2 separate regions of the Homo sapiens genome follow, and region 2 is linked to region 1. Evidence: chromatin loops called from intact Hi-C (ENCODE). Cell type or tissue: OCI-LY7. All regions are shown on one strand. Each heading gives the region's core, and the rest is flanking DNA. Links, peaks and the distances in the headings are about the cores only.

Evidence for each region. A loop is a pair of places that touch in the nucleus more often than their neighbours do. Peaks named below come from ENCODE experiments on the same cell type or tissue, not always from the same donor. Only the 100,000 strongest peaks of a DNase experiment are listed, where the experiment ranks them.
Region 2: a loop joins it to region 1, with 4 times the contacts of the local background. A loop is called at or near these places in 10 of 110 quality-filtered maps.

The regions. Positions count from the first base shown.
Region 1 is chr1:205,271,045-205,275,424 of GRCh38, forward strand. TMCC2 (transmembrane and coiled-coil domain family 2) reads left to right here. Exons shown (of 5, transcript NM_014858.4): 4 at 76-211; 5 at 769-2,299. The coding sequence ends at 1,080. Among named protein-coding and RNA genes, the nearest start is that of TMCC2-AS1, 36 kb to the left of the region's middle. RefSeq lists enhancers at 669-813, 3,016-3,597, 3,598-4,180, a cis regulatory region at 741 and a silencer at 2,477-2,771. In OCI-LY7, for the core only: CTCF peaks have their summits at 2,597 (motif pointing right) and 2,804; DNase peaks (open chromatin) are centred at 2,637, 3,087 and 3,532; H3K4me3 peaks cover 431 bases; H3K27ac peaks cover 719 bases.
Region 2 is chr1:205,429,097-205,433,476 of GRCh38, forward strand. It overlaps a transcript of LEMD1 not described here. Among named protein-coding and RNA genes, the nearest start is that of LEMD1, 9.2 kb to the left of the region's middle. RefSeq lists silencers at 1,590-1,639, 1,860-1,909. In OCI-LY7, for the core only: CTCF peaks have their summits at 1,896 (motif pointing left) and 2,104; a DNase peak (open chromatin) is centred at 1,795; H3K4me3 peaks cover 1,044 bases; H3K27ac peaks cover 1,014 bases.

The sequences.
Region 1 (4,380 bases), core at 146-4,145:
ATGAATGAATCAACTGTGGGAGAGAGTGGAAGCTCGGGGAGCCAGGACTGGTGTCACTCTCTCTCCCTCCGCCAGGTACGAGCGGCTGGAGGAGCAGCTCAACGACCTGACTGAGCTTCATCAGAACGAGATGACGAACCTGAAGCAGGAGCTGGCCAGCATGGAGGAGAAGGTGGCCTACCAGTCCTATGAGAGGGCACGGGACATCCAGGTATGGCCAGGGCAACCTTGGGAGGCCCCAGATGTGCTGGTAGAGCTGGCAGCAGCCAGAGGGTTAGGGTTCTTGTCACGTGGGGCATGATAGACACAGGCTGGCCTGTTGGCCGGGGCCGATAGGCACATGGATGAAGAGGGCAGCGTAGCGGGAGCGGAGTGGAGTGAGCAAGACAGGCCTGAGGCTGACAGCGTGCACTGTGCAGAGGCAAGCCCACAGGGCAGAGGCCACCATGCCCCCCACCTCTTTGATGGCAGCTTCGCAAATGAGTATTTGGAGTTTCCAGGCTCCAGCCTGCCTCAAGAGGGAGCCAGCTGGGATTGGGCCAGCTCTTTTCCTTCCCTAGTAATCAAGACTCTCATTTCCTAGCATCCTCCCCAAAGAGTCATCCTTAAAGGTCTCTGACCCCAGTTGCAGCTGGTCAACCTCCACTCCTCCTGGCCTTTGGAGAGGAGACTTCGTTATAGGCACCTTCTCAGTGGGGTAGGTAGGTTTTCAGCCTAGGGGTCCTGCCCATCCTGAGCGCACACATGCCAGCCCCTCTGCCCCTGCAGGAGGCCGTGGAGTCCTGCCTGACCCGGGTCACCAAGCTGGAGCTGCAGCAGCAACAGCAGCAGGTGGTACAGCTGGAGGGCGTGGAGAATGCCAACGCGCGGGCGCTGCTGGGCAAGTTCATCAACGTGATCCTGGCGCTCATGGCCGTGCTGCTGGTGTTCGTGTCCACCATCGCCAACTTCATCACGCCCCTCATGAAGACACGCCTGCGCATCACCAGCACCACCCTCCTGGTCCTCGTCCTGTTCCTCCTCTGGAAGCACTGGGACTCCCTCACCTACCTCCTGGAGCACGTGTTGCTGCCCAGCTGAGTGGCCAGCCACACCAACCCTGTGCTCTCTGGCCCCCAGCTGGCCACACTTCTCCAGGAGGGACCCTTGGACTTCTTTGTGTGTCCAGTTTGGCCTCCTGCCCAAACTGTCCATTCCAGCAGCTCCTGCCCCCTTCTCTGTACTTGCTTCTGTCTGACACCTTCTCCCTGTTGGCCTGAAGGGAGCTTAGAATGCAGCCCTACCTGGAGATAGTGCGGGCACCTGTGGCCAAGTGGAGCAGAGGTGGACATGGGGTTGGATTGTTTTGATTATTTATAGTTACACAAGGACTTCTCCCAGCTGACCCTCAGGATGCCCCAAGTCAGGAAGACCATTAAGAATAGGAGGAGAGGGCTCTGCCTCAACTTTCCTAGGAAAGAGCCCACCTCGGAGATAGCTACGGTTTTCTCTGGTGGAGATGGTGAGGATGAAGGCTGGAGAGTGAGGGAGGAGGCTCTGCTGGCCGCAGAGAACACAGGGATGGGAGGGTCCCTAGCCTTCGGGCACCTCCAGGGCCAGAGAGCAGGCTCAGAGCAGCTAGTGTGGAGCTCAGCATCCCCACCCCACCCCTCCTCCCTGTAGAGCTGATTTGAGGCCTCCTTCTGGGGCTGGGCTCTGCAGGCCAGGTGGGTGTGGCCTGTGTTTTCCCTTCTGTTCTTTCTGCCTGTACTGGATCTGTTATTTTCAGGGAAACAGGCCCCAGGGCCCCCCTGAGCCTCACCCTAAGCCCTTAGGCCTCTGAGAGTGCTGTTGGGTTCTATTTATTTATTTATTTGTTCCTTTGTTCCCTACCCGTGCCCCCAGTGTCTTCCCTGCTGAGTACCAGGAGAGGTCCTGCCCCATCCTCTCTCTGAAGCCAGGGCCCTTCCATTCCATTTAGCCTTTGGATCATCCTGGCTGGGAGAAGTGGGACCGAGCCACCCAGCCCCACTATCCCCAAGCAGCCCTACAGCCGGGATGGGAGGCACGTGGCCTCTCTTTTATCCGTCTATTTATTTTGTAAGTGTATTCGTGTGGAGGAGGTTGTTGCTTTATTTTTTTAAGGCTCTGGAGTGTTGTGTATGGTTTCTTTTCACATCCCAGCCTCCCATGGGCACTTCTAAGAAGAGAGGGGATTTCTTGGAAAAGGAGAGAGGAATCCCCTAGAGCAGGGAAAGCAGTGCCTGCCAGCTGTTGTGCACCTTCCTGAGAAATAAATATCCTCTAAATTTTCAAACCATCCTGTCTGGTGTTGGTTGATTAGGTTGTGTCTGTGGGAACCACCACGTCTCTCCCCACACCCAAGCATTCTGGGTAACACAGGCTAGGCCTCTCCTGTTGACCTGAGGCCCTCTTCCTCCAGAATCCGACAAGGAACAAGGCATGGCCTAAGCGGTATGATAGAAGGGATGATATCCACCCCATCCAGGCCTCTTAGAGTCCAGGCAAAGGCAATTAGGAGAGAGATTTCCATAGCTCGGAGCAGGTGAGCCACCAGCGGCCTGAATGGCAGCAGCCATACCCAAGTGAGGCCACGAGAGGGCAGCAGAGTCCTTACGCTAACACTTTCTCCCGGTGCAGCCCCAAAGAAGGCAGCTGCTGGAGTTAGCTTGGTTTTCTCAGAGCCGTCAGCCAGAGCACAGAGCACCTGCTCTCCAGGTGCTGGAGCATGGGCTTGAGTGTAGTGACCAGGCCCTCTGTGGCTGCAGCACCCACTCCCGGCAGTTCACACAGATGGGCACCCTAGATGGCACTGCACTCCCAGCAGTAACCCTGTGGGGGTTTAGGAGAGGCCACCTGAATCTCCCTGCTGGGATGAAAAGATGCTGACTTCCAGCATCTGGAACAGGAGGGATGGTGGGAAATGCACCCACCCCAGAGACCTGGGTCCTGGCCCATAGTGAGTAGATGGCAGCCAACTCACATCTCTCTGCACCTCAGTCTCCACATCAGCGGTAGAGGATGTGCAGCAGCTCACTTCGAAGGGCTTGGACATTCTGCAGTTCTGTGGGTCTGACAAATCAGAAGTTGCCGCTGTACTTGTGGCCTCAGGCTTGAGGAGACAACAAGAGTCAGAGACAGTGCTGTCACCAGATTGGAGAGAAGGCTGTGCTGGTGCCACGGGGGGTGGCATTGGTGGCTCATCCTCACCCTCTGCACAATGTAAGAGTTTCACTAGGTGACCTTGCCGGGGCCTTCCAACAGTGTCATTCCTGGACCCTACACTCACCTCCCTTGGGGGCCACAGGTGTCCTAGAGCCCACATTCCTGGGCCCCAGGTGGGGGGTGGCTGCCCCAGGCTGCAGACATTTCCCACATTCCTCCCCAAGGTCAGGTGCCTTCCCTGAATTAAATGTCACTGCCAACAACAGCCCACACTGAAAGGGAGGAGGAAAAAGGGAGGGAGGGTGGCGGCCATGCTCAGCTGATCCTGAGACTGACAGCGAACAGAGGAGGTGGGGGAAGACCAGCCCCAGCTACACAGGGTCATCTGCAAAAAGGACAGAACACCAGCCTGTGTTTGCCTTATCATGACAACGTGTCTAATAAAGCCCTGCCTGTCTGGGACTCTGATGGTCACTGATGCTTCCTTGTTTGTGTTTGAGCCTTCTCGCCCTTTAGAAAAAAGGGGGTGCGGCCCGGCATGATGGCTTACGCCTGTAATCCCAACACTTTGGGAGGCCAAGGTGGGTGGATCACCGGAGGTCAGAAGTTCGAGACCAGCCTGACCAACATGGTGAAACCCCATCTCTACTTAAAATACAAAATTAGCCGGGCGTGGTGGCACATGCCTATAATCCCAGCTACTTGGGATGCTGAGGCAGGAGAATCACTTGAACCTGGGAGGCGGAGGTTGCAGTGAGCCAAGAGTGTGCCATTGCACTCCAGCCTGGGCGACAAGAGTGAAACTCTGTCTCAAATAAAAAAACAAAAAAAAAGAAGGAAAAAAGGGAGTGCATTGCCCCCACTTCAACCTGGCCTCCTTTGCTGGGGACCGTTCTTCAGAATGCAGGGCCAACAGGCAGGTCCTTCCCAGAGCATCTGTCATGCAGGTCCCAGCCCCTCACCTGAGGGTCCGGAGGTCTCAGCCAGGCTGGTATGCTCCCCTCAGCCTGGGTCCACTACAGAGGGAGTAGCTAAGAATTCATGTTGAAGTTGGCACGTTACTGCTCCAGCAGCACTGAGCAGGCAGGTGGCATGTTTACCATGCCCGTGCAGAGCTGGCACTCCCTGCCAACCTCATCAAAACTGTAGGGCTACAACAGGTGCAGCCCTGGCAAACAGCAAAGCAGGCAGACAGCACAGGCCAGCAGGAGGTGA
Region 2 (4,380 bases), core at 284-4,283, 160 kb after region 1:
TCAGGCAATTCCAAGTGATCATCACCACCATCCCTTACCCTCCACAGGTGGCCCCAACCCACCTCCATCTCCAATGACCTAGAGAGTATGGAAGGACACTTCTGGTCCAGTTTAATTTGCTTGGGCAGCGGAGGAGATGAAGGAGATGCTGCAACTATTTTAACACAGCCTTGTGGGGAGGGTGGGTATGTTGAACTGAACCAGAGGAATATGATATCCACGCTGGTGGTGTGTTTCAAAGGCTGATCTTATCATGATGGTAGGGGTCCTCTGAAGCCTTGTCAATGTCTCAGGACATTTTGTGGCTTGGCTCATTTCAATGCCGCATTGTGTCAGGCAGATATGAGGGCTGAGATTTGAAAGGATCAGGATTTTGCTGGGAGGCCATATGCAGCTCTGGGCTAGAGAGAAATCTGGAATTAGAACATCCATTATGCCCTCACACTGTGACTTTTGCATGGGGGACAGATTTATTAGAAGAGGCATAAAAGATGGCCTGTGGAGATAGCCGGGGTTGGGGGAGGAAGAGACCCCCAAATGCAATCTAAACCGGAGATCACAGTGGCTAGCACAGGTCTGTTTCTGGAAATGACTCCTCTACTCTCCTTAGCATGCTTTTTAGCTATTATCTGTCCTTGCCGCACCTTACCCGAGAAGGGCATTTTTCTCGGCTATTTTGATGTTGGGGGGTGGGGGGAGCAGGGACAGGCATTTGGGGTCATTGTCTGGGAATGAATCCTGGACAGCAGGAGGCTGCTGCTCTCACTCCTCATCCCCATCATCTGTCACCCAGCGAGGGCAGCCGGCAGCCAGGCCGCGGACTGCCTAATGAAGACAGAGAGGTGGTTCCGGCTGTGCACAGGTGTCGCTTCCCCATTAACAGAGGTGACATTCCGAAACACTACTCATTACAGAGCAGACATTGGACAGGGCTGGGACACATATTAATGGCAGCAGGGCCAGGCAGCGTCTGTCTCAAATCCCACTGCCCCTGAGAGAGCAATCGAGAGAGCAAGAAAGAAGCATCCTGAGTGTCAAACCAGCAGGCTCCTCACTTTGCAGAGAAAAATGAATTCTTGCCACATAGAAGGCCAAGTCATTCTCTCTGCTGCTTGCACACCCAAGGGTCCTCGGCTTCAGGCCCGCCCAAGCGCTGACCAGCTCCCGTAGAAGCCCCCAGCTCCTTCCCTCTTAGGAAGGGCTGTGTTGAAGACGGCTGGGCGGAGGGGCATCCTCAAATCAGACCTGGATCTGAATGGAGCCCATGAAGTCTTGTTTTAGAGATGGGCATGGATCCCAGTTGTAACTAGGAAGTATAGAGGGAGGCTATGGAGAATTTCCAGACGTTGTCAGGGACGGGGTGGGAGAGTAGGGTAGGGGTGGACAACCAAAGTCATCCAGAGGAGGTAAGAACAAGACAGATCTTCCTCCTGGAATGGGATGCGTGGTTCCCATGAGACAGGAGAAAGCCGCCCATCACCGTGGAGAACCAGGAATGGCAGACCACGCGGACGCCAACAGTTTACGCAGCTCCCCAGCTAGGTGCAAAGTGGCCAAAGGAAGAGCCGGTCTTCCACACGCACACCTCCGCGCCCACACTGCCCCAGGAGCTTCCCACTCAGCCGGGGGACCCCCAAGCAGCCGGCGAGGCGCACTGCGCACGCGCACTCAGGCCGCGGCTCCAGCCGCCCTCCCTCCGCAGTGGGGCGCCCCGCCCCCGCGCCGCTCAGTTTTAAACTCGCAGCAGACGGAACTCGACTTAAAAATAACTATTTTGACAGTTCAGATGTAAATATGTGAGTGACGCGTGGGGCTGTTTTTCCTTCACACTTCCCCTCACCCCTCGCTCCCTACCCCAGCTCAATTCGGCTGAGGCTGAGATGATGGGAGAGCGCCGTCTGCAGGATGCTCCCTAAAATGCAGCAGGAGGAAGAGACTTGTCCTAGAGAGCCCAGCGAGCTTGGGGGTGGGGCGGAGGACCCCCAGCTCACTTTCACTGCACAGGTCACACGCCTTTTGGGGATAAGCAGATTTACACACTATTTCTTGTCTATTACCTGAAAAAGGAGACGTTAGCCAACACACAAGTGAACTAATTTAATCATTCCTGACCTCTCCGTACCCAGTTTTCAGTTCAATTTGACCTGTGCATATTGACTGAATGTCTACTTCGTACCCAACACCGTGCTAGATGCAGTGCAACATGTGACACGTGCAACATGCACACTTGCGATTCCTAATTTTTTCAACGAACCTTCCAGTTAACTCATATTGAACACCTGCTTTGTGCCAGGCCGGGAGCTAGGTAAGCACTTGAGCACAGGCTATCTGACTTGACCCCTGCAAAAACTTGTGGATATTATTATCTGCATTTTCCATATGAAAAACAGAAGTCTAGGGAGATTGAGTGACTTCTCTAGGCCGCCACAGATAGTAAAGACAACAAGTCTTGTGCTCTTCCCTCCATAGCCAATTGAGTGGAAGGTTGGTGGAGGCAGAGTTCCACCCACTTTATAAGTAGGGGAAACTGAGGTCCAGACAAAGTCGCATGTCTGTCTGGTCACCAATACACATTTTAGCTGGGGCAAAGCCAGGAGAACAACACGGAAGCTTTTTTCTTTCTTTCTTTCTTTTTTTTTGAGACTGAGTCTTGCTCTGTTGCCAGGCTGGAGTGCAGTGGTGCGATCTTGGCTCACTGCAACCTCCGCCTCCCGGGTTCAAGAGATTCTCCTGCCTCAGCCTCCAGAGTAGCTGGGACTACAGGTGCGTGCCACCACACCCAGCTAATTTTTGTATTTTTAATAGAGACGGGGTTTCACCATGTTGGTCAGGATGGTCTTGATCTCCTGACCTCGTGGTCCACCCACCTCGACCTCCCAAAGTGCTGGGATTACAGGTGTAAGCCACCGCACCCGCCCAACACAGAAGCTTTAGGATTACCAGCCTGCAGTCCCTTCCCAATCTTCTGGTCCCAGGCAATGTGGTGGGGTGTGACAGATAACCACGTGATATCTTTGAGGTTCTCACTGTCTCTTTGGAAGAAGGGTAGGGAAAAGGTAGCAGGAGAAGAGTTAGAGAAAGGAAGAGGAAGGGAAAAGGAGGGAGGAGGGCTGAAGAGTGGACAAGCATAAGTGTGTGTAGACATGCATGGCCTGGCCAGGTAGTGCAATGAGATAGGGAAGTTCAGAGAGCCCCCAGCCACTCCTCCTTTGTGTGCTCCCGGTCTCCCACCGGCTTGGGCCTCTCCCTCCTTGGCCCAGTGTGCACTGCTCCCAGGCTCTTTCCCCTCATCCTAACAAAACCTGCTCCAAGAGGGAATCTGAGGTAATCACTGATGCTGTGGGACAAGTGCCTGAAAACTGCCCAGTGGTTGCTTCCTTTCTGGATTACAAACCCCAAGAGATCAAAACCTGAAGTCAAAGAGAGGAAGCACTCATGAAATTTCAGATGTCAGACTTTGGAGAGGAGAGGAATTTGGGAACAATAAGGCTTACCTGTGACAGAAGAGGCTTCCTATCATACCTGCCAGCAGGGTCATTGCTAGCTCTGTCCGTGCGTACATACAGCCATGGGCAGAAGTCTGTAGACGCTGGCAAAGAAGAGAGGAGGGTCCCCGGGAAATCCCACCTCAGCCAGGCACAGTGGCTCTTGCCTGTTATCCCAGCACTTTGGAAGGCCAAGGCAGGAGGATAGCTTCAGCTCAGGAGTTCAAGACCAGCCTGGGCAACATAGTAAGACCCTGCCTCTACAAAAAACTACAAATAACTAGCTGGGCATGGTGGTATGTGCTTGTAGTCCCAGCTACTCAGGAAGCTGAGGTGAGAAGACCACTTGAGCCTGGGAGGTTGAGGCTGCAGTGAGCCATGATTGTGCCACTGCACTCCAGCCTGGGCAACAGAGCAAGACCCTGCCTCTAAAAATAAAAAATATAAAAATTCCACTTCTTATGTGATGCCTTCCCTGATTCTTCCCTACTCTACAGTTGTGTTCTCTCAGGACTCTGAAGCCCTGGAGCACTTTGCTTGTACTTTAGCTGAGGCATTTTTGAGCCTTGCCACATTGTTTTCTAAATTATTATTAAATTGGCCAGGCATGGTGGCTCACACCTGTAATCCCAGCACTTTGGGAGGCACTTTGGGATCACAAGGTCAGGTGTTCGAGACCAGCCTGACCAACATGGTGAAACCCCGTCTCTACTAAAAATACAAAAATTAGTGAGGCGTGGTGGCGGGTGCCTGTAATCCCAGCTACTTGGGAGGCTGAGGCAGGAGAATCGCTTGAGCCCAACAGGCAGAGGTTGTAGTGAGCCGAGGTTGCGCCACTGCACTCCAGCCTGGGCAACAGAGCGAGACTCTGTCTTGGGAAAAAGAAAAATAATAT